2 separate regions of the Homo sapiens genome follow, and region 1 is linked to region 2. A link is an interaction called in ENCODE POLR2A ChIA-PET data of the cell type or tissue named here. Cell type or tissue: OCI-LY7. All regions are shown on one strand. Links, peaks and the distances in the headings refer to the core of each region. The heading gives the core; the rest is flanking DNA.

Evidence for each region. ChIA-PET counts read pairs that join two places held together with the same protein. Peaks named below come from ENCODE experiments on the same cell type or tissue, not always from the same donor. Only the 100,000 strongest peaks of a DNase experiment are listed, where the experiment ranks them.
Region 1: POLR2A ChIA-PET joins it to region 2 with 10 read pairs; 2 of 35 experiments call an interaction of 5 or more read pairs at or near these places.

What each region holds. Positions count from the first base shown.
Region 1 is chr10:26,318,615-26,328,882 of GRCh38, forward strand. No RefSeq gene overlaps it. Among named protein-coding and RNA genes, the nearest start is that of GAD2, 110 kb to the left of the region's middle. In OCI-LY7, for the core only: no CTCF peak of the experiment used is centred there; no DNase peak of the experiment used is centred there.
Region 2 is chr10:26,404,843-26,415,110 of GRCh38, forward strand. No RefSeq gene overlaps it. Among named protein-coding and RNA genes, the nearest start is that of APBB1IP, 28 kb to the right of the region's middle. In OCI-LY7, for the core only: no CTCF peak of the experiment used is centred there; a DNase peak (open chromatin) is centred at 4,369; H3K4me3 peaks cover 489 bases.

The DNA.
Region 1 (10,268 bases), core at 1,427-9,426, 86 kb before region 2:
GAAGGAAAGAAGGAAGGAAAAGAGTGCTTGCTATGTGACCTTACAAGAGCCTATGATAAAGACGTTACTTTCCTGATAACTTAAGAGAGAAGGATAAGAGTAACTCAGGTATAATGGGGAAAACGTGTTCCCGGAATGGGAACTGTGTATGTAAACACCTGTGGGGGATAGAAGCCACTCTAGCAAAAGTGATTTACAATGTTTGAGTTTTGTAGGTGTCTAATCATTAATGAACCAATAGTCCTGCCTATCGTGTTCATTGCTATCTCCTGGCTGCCACAGCAGAGCTTGGCCCCTGGCCATCAGGCCTCATAAAGGAGTAGACAGCAAGGGGGAATTTGTGCCAAGGTGGAGATGGAGACAGGGCGAGCACAGGACCTGCAGGGCTTTGGAGAGCTTTCTAAGGGGTTGTGTCTTTGTCTTAAAAGAAATGAGAATAGAGTGTGGATTTGCATATTGAAAGGATATCATCAATGTAATTTGTATCATAAATGTAAACCCATGTTATAAAATGATAAAACATTTTGTCAATTTTTAAAAAAACCATCAAAGAAATAATGAAAGTATGGAGAAGTGATTGGAGAGGGTTCAGAGTAGAAGCAGTGCCCTCTGGGAGGCTATGACCATGGTCCAGAGGAGCATGACAGCATCTTGGACCAGGGTGGCAATGGCAGACATGGACGTGCCACGGGTCCAGTGTTCTAGGAGTCTTTGCTCTCCAGAGAATGACCTTGCCGCCTCCATTCCATCATGCACTCCTCCCCTTATTCCTCAGCCTATGGGTATGCATTTAACCAGCAACACCACACCCTACACCAAACAGGGAAGACACGAAGAAGACAGAGAAAATCATAGTATTCCTTTTCTAAACTGGCAAAAAAACTTTCTTGTTCAAGTTCTAGTAGGAGAAAGTGGACAGAAAACAAGTTTTTTCTGCTCCCTCTCGGCCAGATTCCATTGAAGGTAGAGAAAAGTTGAGGAATTAACCCACAACAGTCTTAAGAACAAGGGAAGGGTATTGTCAATGAACCAGAACGTACGTGTTTCTGAAAGAAGAAAAACAGAGACACTGAAACCGCGTAGAGAAAATAGCGGTGTGAACTGGCCTGGGAGAAGGTGGAGCAGAGGAAGGAGACTGTCTTCCTAGCAGAAGTTCAGCAAGATCTAAACTCTGACCTGGCAGGTTATGGGGACCAGAAGTGAGGAGGGATCAGCAATCTGGGTAATTAATTGAGTGCATGTCACCCAAACACCTGTGCAGCTGTGCAGGTGGCCCTTGCCCCTCACTGCCCCGCAAACACCTGCCCAGTGACTCTCTAAAGCAGCCCAGGCCCAAGCAAAAATGGACAGTATAGCCTTTAAAGAAATTAAACAACCTATGACCACCCTGTATAGAGCTGTGGTCATTTGGTCATGGTAGATGTGCACTCGATACATCCCACCCGCAGAACCGTCACTCAGCCTCCCATTTATGGGAGAGCTCTTCAGAGATAACATTTATCCCAACTGCAAGTGAAACCCATACCTGCTACTAGATTGACCTAAGCTTTTGTATGGCTGTGTGAACAAAACTGACAAATAAAAAGGAGCACCAACTCAACCAAGAAACACCAAAAGTGCAGGGATTGTGTGTGATGAACTAACAGAACAGATCCCAGAAGAAGCAGATAATTCAGGAGTGAGAAAGAACACACAAAACTCTAATGAGTGTCATTAAGGCAATTTAAGAAGTCATTGTACTAGAGAGTGTCAAGACTATATTTCGTTTATAAGATACAAAAACTAATATGGAAATAATTATGGTTGCTGAAATTTAAAAATAAAGCAATAGATAAAAATAAAAAGTTGAGGAAATCTCTAAAAGTAGGAAAAAATAGACAATAAGATGGAAAATGCAAGAGAAAATTAGAGAAAATTATACAATCAAGCCAAGAGGTCCAAGAAAATACAACAGAAAAAAACAGGAGGTTAAAAAAAAATCATCACAGAGAATGGGATGGGGGTATGGGATAAAAAACTACATACAGGGTACAATATATACTACCCTGGTGATGTGTGCACTAAAATCTCACCACTTTATAATTCATCTATGTAACCCAAAACTACTTGTATCCCAAAAGCTATTGAAAAATTTTTTTAATCTGTAATTAAAAAAAAAAAAAAAGATCTTTGAGTGACACATGACTGTAGTCCCAACGACTCAGGAGGCTGACACAGGAGACTGCTTGAGCCCAGGAGTTCAAGGCCAGCATGGGCAACATAGCAAGCCCTCCTGCCAAAAAAGGCCTCTGGGCCAGGTGCAGTGGCTCACGCCTATAATCCCAGCACTCTGGGAGGCCAAGGCAGGTGGATCATCTGAGGTCAGGAGTTCGAGACCATCCTGACCAACATGGAGAAACCCTGTCTCCACTGAAAATACAAAAAATTAGCCGGGCATTGTGGCACATGCCTGTAATCTCAGCTACTCAGGAGGCTGAGGTAGGAGAACCGCTTGAACCCAGGAGGCAGAGGTTGCAGTGAGCCGAGATCGTGCCATTGCACTCTAGCCTGGGCAACAAGAGCGAAACTCTGTCTCAAAAAAAAAAAAAAAAAAAGTCTTTTGAAAAATGTTTGTATCATCGATGTAAACCCATGTTATGAAATGATAAAACATTTTGCCAGTTTTTAAAAAATCATCACAGATATAATGAAACCTTTTTGGTAATATTGTGGACTAGATTCCCTTACCTTCCTTTTGGTTGAAACCAGCTAAAATTGTTAGATAATATATTTAAACATATTCTTAAAAACATCAATGATCTGGCAATAAATAAAAAATACTCCAGGTTAGGAGCTTCATGAAGGCAGAAATCCAGAGAAATAAGCCTAGCACTAAGCCAGTTTTCACCTTGAGTTTATTTGCCAAACTTTGTGGATCTGAGCTTTGGTTTCATGGCTTCCTGGGAGAAAGGAGACCAAGCTCCATGCCTGCTGAACAGAGACTCTTCCCCCATAAGGCTGATACCTCACATAGCTACAACCTCAGTGTAGGTTTCTGAAGAACCAGTCGTGTGGCTATTGAAATCACCAAGAATAAAGCAGGAGTTGCGTTGGGATGACAATGAATCAGATGTTACAATCGACGAAAAGTGAGTAAGTATCTGAAAGTGCCTATAGATGCCTGCAGAAAGGAAGGGCAGTGGGTTGCATGGTCCAATGGCATGAGATTCAAAGACAGGGGTCTGCAGGGAATTGGAGAGGAGGAGGATGGAATTAGAAACAGAAGGGGCCCAGGAGAGTAACCCTACTTTCAAACCTGCTGGTTCCAGGTCTGTGAGAGTGAAAACTAGCCAGCAACCAGCTGCATAGATTTCAGAGAAGCAGAGTGCCGAGGAAAAGCCAGGTTTGAATTAATGCAAGAAGAAGTGCATTTTCAGAAAAGACACTGGGGATGTGGGGAATTTAGGTGAAGACTGCCCAGTGGAAAGGCTTCAGGAGTAGAAGATGGATGGGGCTGGAGTGTGCACAAAGCCTTATGGGAGTAAGAGTCTGTGTGGTGAGGGGTGGTCTGGGAGTCTGGGGCTTCTTGTGATGAGGACACACAAGGAGATGAAGAGAACGAGAGTAATTAGTCCCTAAGGAAGAAGCCAATGTCTTGTTAATAGGCATCTACTAAACATGCAGTGAAAGGGTTTAGTCACTCTATTGACAAGACATTTACTCCCCACAAATTCTTCCATTCTCTCCACCCACCATCAGACATATAGAGACATTAAAAATTGGAAAATAATTGTCTTCTCACCTATAAAACTCAATAAGATCACAGTCATCATTATTTCAAGGCAATTAACAGGGATAATATCCTGCCTTTCAGTAACTAGATTACTTCCAAGAACTAACTGTAAGGTATTTTGTTTTTTATTTTTTATTTTCATAGGTTTTTGGGGAACAGGTGGTATTTGGTTACATGATTAAGTCCTTTAGTGGTGATTTGTGAGATTTTGGTGCACCCATCCCCCGAGCAGTGTACACTGAACCTGATTTGTAGACTTTTAACCCTTACACCCTTCCCACCATTTCTTCCTGAGTTCCCACAGCCCATTGTATCATTCTTATGCCTTTGCATCCTCATAGCTTAGCCCCTGCTTATGAGTGAGAACACATGATGATTGGTTTTCCATTCCTGAGTTACTTCACTTAGAATGATAGTCTCTAATTCCATCCAGGTTGCTGTGAATGCCATTAATTCATTCCTTTTTATGGCTGAGTAGCATTCCATTGTGTGTGTGTGTGTGTGTGTGTGTGTGTGTGTGTGTGTGTGTGTGTGTGCATATATATATATATATCACAGTTTCTTTACCACTAGTTGACTGATGGGCATTTGGGCTGGTTCTACATTTTTGCAATTGTGAATTGTGCTGCTAGAAACATGTGTGTGCAAGTATCTTTTTCGTATAATGACTGCAAGAACTAACTGTAAGTTAATTGGAGATTCCAACTTAAGCCTGGGAATATAGTCCTACAAGTATCCAGCCCCATTCCTGAAGTGATCCCATCAAACATGTTTCAATTATTATTTTACTATTCTGAATTAAATTGAATTCTTCCTTAGCCTCTTTAAGTAAAATGTAAATCTGATTTTGAAGAAACGAGATGCATTCTCAAAGACAAACTAAAATATATATGTCAGGTAGACGGTAAGATCTCCACAGGTGGGAGAGCAATGACTGGAAAAGATGTGTTCCTATAATGCACAAGCTTGGAATGAATTCCAGACAAGGGAGGTACAATGTGATCTTTTAGTCTTTTCATGACTCAGCAGATCTTCAAGTACTTACATTGCTTCATTCGTGCCTCTCTAGCTACTGCCCTTTGATTCTGTGGAGAAATGTTAAATGGAAAGGAAGCAACAAGAAAAATAAAGAGGTTTGAGTAAACACAGCTTGGCTATGTTGTATTTCAAGAATACCTAAGGGAGACTGGACATGGTGGCTCACACCTGTAATCTCAGCACTTTGGGAGGCCCAGCTGGGCAGATCACTTGAGGTCAGGAGTTCAAAAGCAGCCTGGCCAACATGGTGAAACTCCATCTCTACTAAAAGTACAAAAATCAGCTGGGTGTGGTGCACATGCCTGTAATCCCACCTACTTGGGATGCCAAGGCAGGAGAATCCTTTGAACCCAGGAGGCAGAGGTTGCCATGAACAGAGATCACAGCACTGCACTCCAGCCTGGGTGACAGAGCAAGACTCCATCTCAAAAAAAAAAAAAAAAAAGAAAAGAAAAAAAAAAAGAAAAAGTACACCTAAGAGAACTCTGAATGCACATATGGACCCATCGGATTAGAAATATTGATTGCTGGCAAAAATGAGTGCCTTTTGAGTTGTTGGAACCAAAGGAGTATTTATACCAACTTATTTGAAAATGTCTTAATCACTAAGTATATTAAATATGGGAAACTGAAAGGTTTGCTTGGATATAGTGCAGGTGGAAAACTGGAAAATATGTAAATAAATCTTAGGCTCAGAATTCACCTCAACCCTAGGGTGTCCAGATCATACAACTATGGATATAAAATCTGCCGATCATCACATTTGAAAGAAAGGGAGAAAGTAAGCGTTTTTTTAAAACTGAGTGACAAATCCAGACAGACAGAAAAAATATGACAAGAATACAATTAGCAAAAATGTAAACGAATCTGATCAAACATAGCAATTTGTTGAGAGATTTTTTTAATTTTCCACATCAAAAGTTATGTTAACATTGCCCTGAAGGGTCTCCACTAGAGATAGCTAAATTGGTAATATATGAATTCAGTAAGTACTAGACATGCCATGATGGTCTATGGCATGAATTCCTGATGTTTTTGAATCATGAACCCCTTTGAGATTGACATTAGTGCTATGAGGCCCTCTCTAAGAGAAAGGATATAAACAAAATATTTCAATGCACCAAATATTAATTTTCTTCATGTAGCTGAGATGAAAGCAAGTTTTTGGTTTTGTTTCATTTTATGATTTTCAAAACATCGGTAATAAAATGAAGACAGGTATCCTGTGCCTACTTCACAGAGTCCTAGAAGCTGAGTCATAGACCTCAGAGGGTCATAGAATCACAGGTTTAGAACTTTTGATCCTGGGATAAGTTTTGATTTGAAACTACAAAGGAGCTCAAGTTCAGAGAGAAAGACCTCCTTCATTCTCAAAGCCACCATATATATATATATATATATTTTAATGGCCAAGGACACACAGAGGAGAGGGAGCTCATTGAAGAATCAATGAATCAGATTCCTCTATTCCCTTCTGAAATTCATCTGGGCAATCTTTCTCTATGAAAACGAATACTACAATGAATATCCTTGCCTGCACACATTCACACACTGGACTAATTACTTTTTTAATGTGAACTCTTGAAGCAGATTTTTTTTTTTTTTTTTTTTTTTTTTGGAGACAGAGTCTCACTCTGCCACCCAGGCTGGAGTTCAGTGGCGCTAACACAGCTCACTGCAGCCTCAACCTCCCAGGCTCAAGTGATCCTCCCACCTCAGCCTCCTGAGTATCTGCAACCACAGATGCATGCCACCATGCCTAGCAATTTTTTTTTTTTGGAACAGAGTTTCTTGTTGCTCAGCTGGAGTGCAATGGTGTGATCTCCTCTCACTGCAACCTCTGCCTCCCAGGTCAAATGATTCTCCTGCCTCACCTGCCAAGTAGCTGGGATTACAGGCGCCCACCACTAAGTCTGGCTACTTTTGTATTTTTGGTAGAAACAGGGTTTCACCTTGTTGGCCAGCCAGGCTGGTCTCGAACTGCTGACCTCAGGTGATCCACCTGCCTCGGCCTCCCAAAGTTGTGGGATTACAGGCATGAGCCACTGCACCCGGCCTAATTTTTAAATTATTTATAGAGATGGGGAATCTCCCTATGTTGCCCAGGCTGGTCTTGAACTCCTGGGCTCAAGTGATCCTCCCACCTTGGCATCCCAAAGTGCTGGGATTACAGATGGGAGGCACCACTCCTAGCCAAAGAAGACATTTTTAATCAAAGAGTGGGTGCATCTTTAAAGTTTTTAGTACACATGGCCAAATTTCCCCACAGAAAACCTGTATCAATTTGTACTCAGATAAGCAGAGTACAAATTGATACAGATTTGAACTCTGTGCAGGGATTGCCCCCACCTCCCAAATCATCACCAACACTTCCTTGACCTTATTTTATTGCTTTTTAAAAGTTAATTCATATATCTTATTCATGTAAGTATCTGTTTATCATTCATTTAATATAAAAGAGTAAGTCTAGGAGATCCCAGGTCATGGAACCCTTGACAAACCAAGGTGGCTAGTTTTGACTTTAAAACTCCTAAGAAAAATTAATGAGACACTGGGGAGCATGGGCACTAGGAAAAAAAAACATTAAATGGGACAATCTATATTAGAAAATGAAAAATCAATACCCCAGGCAGACTAAGACTTAAACATAAGCCTAGAACTATCCTCAAAGAGATAAAGACAGGTATTGAAAACATGAGGCAAGAAGAAAAAGTTACAGAAGGGAGATCAACTGGTGACACAGGGCATGAAAAATATCATAGTTGCAGGAATGCATTCGCCAGAATAAATTAAAGAGCAAAGTGGGAATGAAGAACCAACCAGTGGCCTTGAAGGATAAAAGATAAAAGAATGAAAGAAAAGTTAAGAGACATGGATGACAGACATCAAAACTGAGTGGAAGGCACCTGAGAGTGGACAACAATGTCACTTACTCATGATGATGTGTCAAGTCTAGAATAGGAACTCAGCAAAAGCATGCTCCCAGCTACTATTTCTTTTGGGAAAGTGGAAACCACTATATATATTCATATATGTGTGTATATATATATATATTCAAATATGTATATAAATATTCAATATATAAATATATCTGTATATATATTCATTTCTGTGTTTTACTGAGTTTCCTTATAAAAGTGTTCCAGATGGTGACAAGAAATTCCAAAATATATTTTATTCAATATAATTTTCAAAACTATACTGTTTACCTCTTAAGTAAGAAAACCCAGATTGCAGGCTTCTTCTTTAATGTGCTGTCATGAAATCAAGTGTATTTTTAACATGTTCTGAACAGAGTAATTTATAAAGAGATAGGATATAATTTGAAGATTGGGATAAACATCATCCTAAAGATAAAACAAGAGAAAAGATGTCTTGTTGGCTAAATAAAAAACATTGTACAAATTGTTTCTCATTTGGTAGCATCTATTTGATGAATATAAATATGCTGGGTTTTTTCTTAAAAAATAAAAAGGACTTGCTAAAAGAAAAACTTTAGCTGAATTAAATTTAAAGCAGTTTAATTCAGCAAAGAACAATTTGCAAATCAGGCAGCCTCCTGAGCCAGAGAAGGCTCAGAGACTCCAGCAGAGACATATGGTGGAAGAATATTTATGGACAGAAAAAGGGAAGTGATGTACAGAAAATGGAAGTGAGTTACAGACACAGCCGGATTGGTTACAGCTCAGCGTTTGCCTTATTTGAACAAAGTTTGAACAGTTAGCCACTTTTGATTGGCCAAAACTTGGTGATTAGCACAGAATAGATTACAGTCTGTTTATAACTCCATTTAGATCATAGTTCACAATGTACGGAGAAATCTTTAGGCTGAACTTAAAATATATACGGAGGCAGTTTTAGGATAAACTTGATTTACCAGACTTTCCAGACAAGAGTTTTTTTTTTAAAATACTGTCTATAGGTTTAATTGATCTCTGGTTTATTCGATCTATGTGCTAAACAGTTAAGAAATGGCACATGATATTTACCTCCTGTTGGCTGACACACACACAAAAAGAAATGGCACAAGAATAGTTATTTTCAGAATTGTTCTCCCTTAAACAATGAAAATCCAAGTGTTTATTCTTCCTTTAAATAAACTTGCTTTCAAAACCCTTTTTTCCAAACCTCTTCTGTGATTTTTCTCCCATTTTTACACTTAGGCTTTTAAATTGGAAAATCATGAACCATGGTCAATGGAGACTAAGACTAAGGAAAATAGCTATCAAAATAAGTCAAATTTACTAAAAAGAGTTATAGTAACATCACACAGTACTCACAAATAGGAAGCTTTCTAACAAACCACTTATTTCTGAGATATGTGTTCCAAGTTGACATATTGTTAGGGATTCCAAACAAAGGAGCTAGAGGACATCATCTCATTCAACTCCATTATTGATATATGCAGAAACTGAGGCACAGGGAGACAAACAATGTCGCCAAGCCAGTGAGTGGCGGCATCTAAACTAGTATCCCGTGCCACAACCTCCCAGGCCATTTCTTGCAGTTGTCAGTGAGGTTATAGTATAGAACATTTTTAAATACTGACTAAATTATGCAGACTTGCAAGAAAGCAGATGATACAATCTGTGAAGCTTGGAAGGACAGGAGAGAGGCCTGGAAGGGCAGATGGCCAGTGTGTATTCAGGCAAGGAAGCAAGAGGCAGGGAAGCAACTGGAGGGAGGGAGCCTTCAGCAAGGCCTTGGCCAGAAGGGCTCCTTGTCCAGGGAGAACCCATGGAAGACCCCATGCAGGAAACTGCTCACGGCCACCAGGTCTCACATAGCCATGGCTGGATACATGCCTAATTCAGTGGTAGAGGATACCGAAGGGCTGCCTGTGCACCAGCCCTTCTGATACTTGCCTCCTTCCTCTTCTACCCATACCCACACGTCACCTACCCCTGTTCCCTCCCTCCACAGCCACCAAGACCATCCCAAAAGAAGTCAGTCCAGTTGATTCCCCAATAGGTCTTGTAAGTGTGTGGAATTATCTCAGGGAGTTTCTGCTCCTCCCCAACCCAACCCCAAAGTTTTACTCCTTTTCTTGCTGATTCCTGAAATTCCTTCCATTAGAAATAGAAACTTTCTTTTCCAATGGGGATAGGCAAGAGCTTAAAATGTAAATGTTTGATTTAATTGTCATATTGGCTGGTATACATTTCACTGAAATGTTATCAAGCAATGGCTAATTTGCTCTCTCTTCCTCACCAACTCACCCAGTATGTCAGCAATTTTATCAGCTTTACCTACGAAACAGCCTGTATCCAAACACTTAACACACTCACCTGAAAAGTTCAGGCAACAATCGCCTTCTCATGGGTCTCTCTGCTCCAGTTCTGAACCTTTCTCTTTTCCTAGAACATGCATTTAAGTCGATAGAAGTTCCTCTGAGTACTGCTTCTCCCTCTTGCCATAGGTATTAATTTAAGTTCGTTCATTGTCATTTATTTCTTAA
Region 2 (10,268 bases), core at 816-8,815:
ATATATTTCCCATTTCTTAGTATTTTTATTTACTGTTTGTTCATGTGTTTGCCATGAATTTTTAAAAGTATTTATGTAACAAAACAAATATATCTTTCTGATTACTGAGTTTACTGGTTTGTTTGGGAGCATTTCACCATTGAAAATTTGCTCTCCAAATTTTTATTCTAATCATTTGTTGTTTTCTGATATTAAATATTTGTTATTTTTGTATATAGTATGAGAAAGGGCTCTAGCTTTGAGTTTCTTATCATTTATCTCCCCAGATATATATATAATGTTATATTAATTTGATATATATTTAAATATATACATCTACCTATATTCATCTATCATCTATCTATCTATCTATTTATCTAATGTATAGATAGAGTGAAAATGCCTTCTATCTTAAGTCTGTTTTCTATTGCTGTAACAGAAGACCATAGACTGATTTTCTAGGAAAATTTATTTCATCATGTTTCTGGAGACTGGGAAGTTTAAGAGCATGGCTCAGATACCTGGTGAGGACTTTCCTGCTGCATCATAGCAGAGCAGAGAGTGTCACATGGCAAGAGGGCAGAAGCAAGAGAGTCAGAGAGTGCTCGCTTTCATACGAAAGCCACTCCTGCAATAATGAACCCACTACTGTGACAGCAGCATTAATCTCTACATGAGGGCAGGGGGATTAAGTTTCCAACACAGGAATCTTTGGGAGACACATTCAAACTATAACACCATTTTTGCCATGGGTTAAAGTATCATATATATTTAGATCTGTTTCTGGATTCTTTAGACTCTTCCACTAACCACTTTATTTCTGTCACCAATTAAAATCTTAGGCAAGCTTTAATAACTGATAAGCCAGGTTTTTACTTACTAGTATTTTTCCTTTTTTCATTATGTTCTTAGATTATTTTGGATATCTATGCTTCAGTACTAATTTTGTAATTATTTTTATCCAGTTTATTACCAAAAAGTTACATTCTAATTGGAATTTTAGTAATTTTGAAGTATTGACCTATTTATGATACCATGTCTTCCCATCTAGCCCGTTTCACTTGTTCCTTATTATTTATCAAGAAGGTATTATAGTTTTTTTTAAATAAAGGTCCTGTGCCTTTTTTGTTAACTTTTTGGATACAATTATGAAAAAAAAAAATGTATTCTATTTTCAAGTCTATTTGTAGCTGTTTATTACCAGAAGGAAAAAACTACCGGGCTTTGAATAGTTACCTTACATCCAGCTACCTCACCAAATAATGTTATTAATTCTAGATGTTTCTTAAGTTTACTGCTTATACTATTTGCATGTATAATTTTGCCTCTTTCACATTCATACTAACTATTGAGTTACTGTTTTTGTGTATTTTATATTTATTATTATATTAACTATAATGATTACTGTGTTATAACTTCAAGAACAATATTGACTAGTTGCACTAGGAGTGGGCATATCTGTCTTATTCTTAAATTTAAAATGGCTGCAGCATTACACAATTTAGTATCATTTGTCAATTGGGTTTTGTGATTTTATTTTATTATGTTTAAGCAATGTATTTCCATTCCTACATTACTAAAAATTTATAAAATTTATGCTAGGAATGACAGCTGTGTTTTATTAAATGAATTTATGAGATTTGGAGCTAAAAACACGTACTTGTCTTTTCCTGCATTGATATACGGAATTATGTTACTAGGTCTTCTAACACTAAACCATCCATGCATTGCTGGGATGAATTCTTCTGAGCATGATACAGTCTTCTTTCAATATACAGCTAGATTTGATTTTCAATATTTTATTATTTTATATCTAGACAAAATAGAAATTCATTTGTACTTCTTGTATCTTTTATACTATCTTTTCAGAGTTTGATATTGAAATTATTCTAAGGTGAACTGCATTAGAGACATCTCCATGATTTCTATGGATTAGGGTGGATTAACATAGGAATAGCCTATTTTTTAGAAGTTTGAGTTAATTCAGTTATAACAGCATTTGAGTCTGAACCTTTTTGTTAAATATAGAAGTCAGCATTTCCAGTATCATCCATGGCAAATAACCTTTTAATGTTTTCTGCACCCTCATGGAGTAATTTTAAGAGTTAATATATTGGTAATCCATTTTCTTTCAATTTCCAGAAGTATTTTATGGAATTATTTATTATATTCTTATGTACTTACTTAATTTCTTCCAAATCTCATTTCAAATATTATTCTCTTTTGTCTCTTTTTTTCCTTAATCAGGATTGTCAAGGTTTTATTTTTATTTGTTTGAGGGTTTTGGTTGCTTTTTAAAAAAGTAAAAGCCTGTTGTCCCAGCTACTTGGGAGTCTGAGGCAGGAGGATCACTTGAGCCCGGGAGTTAGAGCCTGTAGTGTGTTATAATCACATCTGTGAGTAGCCACTCCATTCCAGCCTATGCAACATAGCAAGACTCTGTCTCTAAAAAGAATAAATTATTAACTGAAAGTAAATTAAGAAACAAGTATTTGTTGTAATTTACATTTTCTGAAAAATATTTATTTTTATTAATTTCAACTATCCCTTTCCATCATCCTACTTTCTTTTCATTCATTTTCCTGATGTTTTAAAATTTCTTAATGTTGGGCTATTGCGCCAGCTGAATATGTGGAAGGCAGGAGCCTGGAGGCCAAGCTTAGCTGCCTTCCATGCTCCCTTTACATCTTCCCTCTGTGTGCCTGTCCACAGTGAGTCACGCATGAGAAGACAGACTGAAGAGAGCAGAGGGCCCAGGCCTGGAGGAATAGAGTCTAAAGGGATCCCATGATCAGTTAGTCATCATCAAAGGTCCTTGCAAGTCAAACATTCTAATTGATGTTTTTAGTAATGGCTCACTAGCAACCCTTCCCTTGACAACTAGTAGAAAGCAAACAAAATATTTTTGAAACCTCTTACAGACATAGAAGGCACAGAGAAGGTACAAAAGTAACAAGCACTTGAGAATGCAAGATTGCAGAAAGAAGGGATGTATAGAATTCCATATTCAAGCAATTATTCCTCTTGAGGGATTTGCTGATTAACAAACTGCAATTAGGTCAGAAACTGAGGAACTGACACTCTTACTGAGATGGGAGACCAAATTAAAGTGAGAACCCAGCAAACAAGAGAGATTTAAAGGGATATTTCAGCTTTTTCAGTGGGACCCCCCCAAGATTCCTAAAGGACTGCATCCGGGAGTGGGTTAGAAATAAATCAGAACTCAAAGGACTATGACATCATCTAAAGGCTCTAATGATATCTACAGCTGTTTTTTTTTTTTTTTTGCAATGCCCACCATTCAATCAATTACCTCTCATACCATAAATAAGACCACATGCCCCCCAAAATTATGAGCATTAAACAGACCCACAGGAAATTACAGATATCGGGGGCATCAGACACAGGTTTTAAAATAATTATGATTAATATGTTCAAGAAATGAGATGGCATGATGAAGAAACTCAGTAGAGAACTGGAAACTGATCTTTAAAAAAGACAAGAGAAAGGAGGGGAAAATATAAAAGTCAATCTTAACAGTTTGTGCAGTATCTCTTATCTGCAGACCACGGGATTTATATTATTGCACTCTTGGTGCAACTTATAGTATGTATGTAATAGCTTTTATGAATTGTTTGAGTTATGAATTTCTATACCCTCTATTAAAATGGACCTAAGTTTTTAAATGAATTATAGAACTGGAATTATGAACAAAATCAATTGGGTTTAACAGTAGATTACAGAGCTGAAAGGATGAGTGAAGAGGTAGATCAGAAGATCAAAGCATAGGAAGGTAAAAAAGAATTTAAAACTATAGAAAAGAGCCAGAGACACATTTGACACAGTAAAAACTTTTAATATACATGCAATCTGGATCCCAGAAAGAGAGGAGTGAGGGAGCAGGACAAGAGTGATTTCTGATGAACTAAAAGCTCAGAATTTGGCCGGGCATGGGGGCTCACAGCTATAATCTGAGCACTCTGAGAGGCTGAAGTGGGCAGATCACTTGAGGCCAGGAGTTTGAGACCAGCTTGGCCAAAATTGTGAAACTCTGTCTTTACTAAAAATACAAAAATTAGCCGGGCAAGGTGGTGTGTGCCTGTGATCCCAGCTACTTGGGAGGCTGAGGCAGGAGAATCACCTGAACCTGGGAGGTAGAGCCTGCAGTGAGCCGAGACCACATCACTGCCCTCCAGCCTGGGTGACAGAGTGAGACTCCAGCTTAAATAAATAAATAAATAAATAAATAAATAAATAAATAAATTTTTACAAAAATAATAAAAGCTCAGAATTCGTTCTGAAATTGACAAAAGACATGAAACCACAGATTCACTTCCTCACTCATCTTTCACTGGGGGCATTAGCTCACCCAACATCCTCTTTCCCATTCTCAGGTGGGCTTGCCCTGAGGTCAGCTGTGTTCTGCCCTTTCCTCTCCACCCTGAGGAAACAGGTCTGCCTTTGTAATGATCAAGCTCCATGGTCCTCAGCCTCGGAGGTTCTCAATACTTGCTGAGAATCATCTGGGGTGCTTTCCAAAAATACAGATCCCCAAACTCCTTCTCCACCCCTGAGATTATGATTCAGCTGGTCGGGAGGTGGGGCTCTGAGTATCTGGTATTTTTTGAAGATCCCAAGATCATTCTAATGTGTAGCCAGCAGCTGCTCAGCCTGGTACCAGGTGAGTCCAACTCCGTAGGAAACATTAGAAAGATGTTTTTTCCCCAAGTCAAACTGAATTCTACAATTCAAATTTGCTAATTACAGAGCTGCTGTTTTTATCTCCATCTGTCTGATTCCTACTATTCTTAATTCAGCTTAGAATTCAAGATAGAAAGAAAGGGGTATTATTTATTAGCAGTGAAAAACTCAACAATTCACTGGTTAAAGATCCTAATCATAATTCCTTTAATATGAAGAATTAATTCAATCTGACATTTTAGCCCTTAGTCTGTGTCAGTGCACATCTATTTTGATTAAAATTGTAATTCGTGGCTAGGCACGGTGGCTCACACCTGTAATCCCAGCACTTTGGGAGGCCAAGGCAGGCAGATTGCTTGAGGTCAGGTGTTCAAGACCAGCCTAGTCAACATAGTGAAACCTCATCTGTACTAAAAAAGATACCAAAAATTAGCCAAGGGTGGTAGTTGGCCCCTGTAATCCCAGCTACTCAAGAGGCCAACGCAGGAGAATTGCTTGAACCCAGGAGATAGAGGTTGCAGTGAGCTGAGATCACACCACTGCACTCCAGCCTGGGTGACAGAGCAAGACTCCATCCCCCAAAAAATACAATAAAATAAATACAAGTAAAAAAAATGTAATTTGTATTTGTCAAGAATGTGTAAAAATTATGAGGCCTCTTTGAAAATGGTACATAAAAAGACCAAGGCTGTCCCCATGGTGGTCCCTATGAACTTTGTGTTCCTCTCTATTGAGTTTTACCTGCTTTTCCTGAAAAAGAAGTCAACTACAGTAGGTTAGTGGCTCTAATTGGCTGTAAAAGTGTGTGAAAGATTTCAGGGGTAACCCTAGGAGACAGAAGCAAGAAGCACCACTGTATAACCACTCGACTGGGACCTACTGCTATCACCTCCACAAAATGATAAATGTGTAATGAGGATGAATGCCTCAGAATACAGACAGATGAGCTAAACAGCAAACAAGGGCAGTGAAGAATGACTGATAACTGAAGTGGCCCCTGGGTAAGGAGACAGGGAGACTCACTTGGCCCTGGCCCAGGCATCACTAGAAAGACAAAGTAAAAGCGATAAAGAGGGTGAAAGGCTGGAGACATGCTGGTCAAAAGGTACAAAACGTCAGACGGGAGTGCTATTGTACAACATGATGACTACAGCTAACAACAATGTAAATTAGCCAGGTGTGGTGGCATGCACCTGTCGTCCCGGCTACTAGGGAGGCTGGGTGGGAGGACAGCTTGAGCCCAGGAGTTTGAGGCTGCAGTGAGCCATGAGTGTGCCACTGTACTCCAGCCTGGGTGGCAGAGCAAGATCCTGTCTCAAAAAAGAAAAACAAAATGTAGTGTATACTTGAAAATCACTAACAGCGTAAATTTTAAGTGATCTCACTGCACATAAAAATAAGCACGTGAGGTAAGACATATGATAATTAGCTCAATTTAGCCATTTAATAATGTAAACATATTTCAAAACATCATGTTGTATGTCATAAACATGTACAACTTTTGTCAATTTAAAATTTATTATTATTATTATTATTTTTTGTCTTACTCCATCACCCAGGCTGGAGTGCAGTGGCACAATCTGGGCTCACTGTAACCTCCACCTCCTGGGTTCAAGTGATTCCCACCTTCTGGGTTCAAATAATTCTCCTGCCTCAACCTCCTGGTTAGCTGGGATTACAGGTACCCGCCACCATGCCTGGCTATTTTTGTATTTTTAGTAGAGACAGGGTTCCACCATGTTGGCCAGGCTGGTCTCAAATCCCTAAACTCAGCTGATGCCCCTGCCTTGGCCTCCCAAAGTGCTGGGATTACAGGCATGAGCCACCATGCCCAGCCTGTTTAAAATTTTTTTAAAAAAGAAAGAAATAGATGGAAATTATGTATTGTCTCTACTAAAGTTTAAATTAAAACCCTACTAAACATTTTTTAAACTGTAAATTTCTTTCTTAGCAGTCAGTGAAAGTAAACTCACTCAAAGCTATACCACAGGGGACTCTGTAGTGGCCATACATGCTTGTTATCACCAGGATGTCACTGCAGAAGGAGCTGCTGAAACTCCACTCTTTGTGGCTCCCCATTAGCTCTCATCTCTGGATTGTTGTGACCACTGAGCAAGAGCAACCAGGATTCCCAGGAGAAAGTGAAAGATTGGCATAAAGGAAGTGTTACAGAATTAAGGATTGAAAATATCGTTTTGTAAATAAAAGGATCTTCCCTCTGGAAAGAGTAGACTGTATTTTGGGGTGTCATTATTTAGCAAGTATTTGGGTACCTACTAAGTGTTTTATATAGATGTGTTATCTCAGCTAATCTTTGTAGTTACCATATACTAAAAGTGTAAATAGGTCAGGTACGGTGGCTTACACCTATAATCCCAGCACTTTGGGAGACCGAGCAAGGAGGATCACTTGAGCCCAGGAGTTTGAGACAAGCCTGAGCAACAAGGTGAGACTCCATCTCTACAAAAAAATTTAAAGATTGGCTGGGCATGGTGGTGTGTATCTGTGGTCCCAGCTACTTGGAAGGGTGAAGTGGGAAGATCGCTTGAGCCCAGGAGGTGGAGGCTGCAGTGAGCTATATTTGCACCACTACATTCCAGTGCAGTGCTGTGGGTGACAGAGCAAGACCTAGTCTCAGACAATAAAATAATGTGCAAATAACAATGTAACACTCTAATGTAGGTTATACCTTATTCTATTTAGTGACTTTCCTTTCAGTTTACGTGATAAATTACTTCAACTGAATGTTATAGTAACACATGTTGTTGAGTTCTGCTTAGATAGAAAGCATCACATACCAAGAGGCTATAATATCACATTTATTTCATCATTTACCCACATTTGACAAGAATGGCTCTTTAAAGATAATGACTTTTTAGCTACAAACTAGAATCATTAAGTTCACTTGCCAAAGAAGAGAGAACATTTACTTTCAAGATGTCAGTCAAGATCCTTTAGCACAGATCTAAACATATAGATGCAATGAATAACAAGCCAAGTACATGAGACTCGCAGCTTCACTGTGCAAAGACTCTGTTAACTTGCATATATAGGAGCTGCTTTTCCTTGCTTCATGGTTGCTTCCAGTACAATTCAAAAGAAACATACTCTGCCACCCAAACACCTTGACAAGTGACATAGATCTTTCCTGAAGATTTCTTGTGGACATCCAGGGAAAGATAACACAGCAGGGCTGTCCCAGTAAATCTGGGGACCCAAGATCTTAGCTTGTAAGATTCAAAAGTCAAGATCCAGGTGTCAGATACAAGTTATCTGCAAGTATATATAATCAAGATTAGAAAATTCTTGTCCCTTAAGCTTAAAAAATGAAGTTCCCTGGGTATATTAGATAGCAGTCGTGTTTGTGTGTAACAGAGATCTTAAAATTAGAGATTTAATCACACAAGGGTTGATTCCCTCACATACAAACAATCTACAAGTAGCTAGTCCAGGGCTAATGAGGCTATTCCACAGAGCCTTCAAATGCCCAGGCATCTTCCACTTTGCTGCTCTGATGTCCAAAGCTTCTAAATTCAAGGTCATCTCATGGTCCAAGAGGGCAATAATTGGGCTTGCATTCCAACCAGCGGGAAAGAGGATATGAAAAAAGGCACACTTCAAGGGCACTTCCTGAAAGTTCCAAATAATACTTTCACTTATCTCTCTTTGGGCCAAAATTTATTGACATGGTTGCAAGTAGCTACAAGGGAGGCTGGGATACAGACCTGCTAGCTGGACACATTATCCAAGATTCTGTGTTAAGGAAGAAGACAATGGATTTGAAATATATGCAATTGAGCAGAATTCATTTTTCCCACCTATACGTTCAGCCTCCAATCAAAGCTTGGGATGGGAGGAGAGCCTTTGAGAGAAGAGGAGCAGAAAGGGAAGTTGGCATGGATTTCCCAGCCTTTTGGCCAAGTCTGCAGGGATCAGAGTTCTGAGTCAGGTAGACTCATACCCTGATGCTCATCTGGATGCCCTTGGAGGATGCCAGTGTCCCCCACACCCTCACAGCTGGTAAATATAGTTGCATGGCAAACTGAAGCCAGTGGGCTGGAAAATGCCATTCACAGTCCCCAAGCCCCAACATGACGTGGAAAGCCCCAGCATGACGTGTTTCTCCTGTGTGTCTAGAATAATGAAGAAAAGACACTGAGAGCTGAAATCAAGGCACTTAGAGGTGCTAAGACCAAGGAGGTTTGCTGGGATTAACTTCATAAGATTCAAATGAAAGAGAATTATATCACCATGAAAGATAGTCTGAAAAAATTTGATTAAGATCCCTTTTGAAAGTATAACAGAAATAACTTAGAATCAGTTGGGGTTTTAAAAAAATGAAAGCTGAAATGATGGAGAACTGTTGACAGAAACGAGGATTTTACTAAATATAATCTCATTGACTAATTGTAAATGTGGCTCCAGGAGAGAACAACAATATGGTTTCATTGAGAACAAATTACAATTAAAAAGTGGAGAAATATTTCTATATGGGTCTAGCTAAAAAGTTAAATTTTTAGTAATGAATTATTTTATACTTTTACCTGAAGTTGTAGGATATAAAACTGAATAAAGCAAACCAAATTAGAAGTAGCTGAGGTAGCTTTTGTAGGATCTGCTTGGTCATTCAATTACACCAACACCTTCTAATATCATTTATGGTTAACATTGAAAATATCTACTACCACATATTTTTCTGTGCTTGAAATTCATTTTTTCATATGGAGTTTTCCACTTTGACCAGATTCCTTCTTTAATCTTGGCAAAGATGGGAGGGAATGAAGAAGGAGAGGGTGGGAGGAAGGAGAGAAGGTAGGGAGAGAGGAGAGGAAGGCAGAGAAATAGACTAAAGGTTAGAGGGTAGAAGGGAATTCTAGACTAACGTAAACAAGAGAAAAGTTTCTCATTTAAAGTGTATGTCTGGGCCAGGTGTGGTGGCTCACACCAGTAATTCCAGCACTTTGAGAAGACGAGGTAGGTGGATCACCTGAGGTCAGGAGTTAGAGGCCAGCCTGACTAACATGGTAAAACCCCATCTCTACTGAAAATACAAAATTAGCTGGGCATGGTGGCAGGCGCCTGTAATCCCAGCTACCTGGGAGACTGAGGCAGGAGAATCACTTGAACCTGGGAGATGGAGGTTGCAGTGAGCCAAGATCGCACCATTGCACTCCAGCCTGGGCAACACAGCGAGACTCCATCTCTAAATAAATAAATAAAGTGTATTTCTGGCTGGGCACAATGGCTGACGCCTGTAATCCCAGGACTTTCGGAAGCTGAAACAGGAGGATTTCTTGAGCGCAGGAGTTCAAAATCAGCCTGGGCAACATAGCAAGACCCCATCTCTATAACATAAATAAATAAAATGTGTTTCTACCTGGTGTGGTGGCTCATGTCTATAATCTCAGTGCTCTGGGAGGCTGACGTGGGAGGATCATTTTAGGCCAAGAGTTTGAGACCAGCCTGGGCAACATAGTGAGATCCCAGCTCAACAAAACATTAGAATAATTAGTTGGGCATGGTAACATATACCTGTAGTCCCAGCTACTAAAGAGGCTGAGGTGGGAGGATCGTTTGAGTCTGGGAGT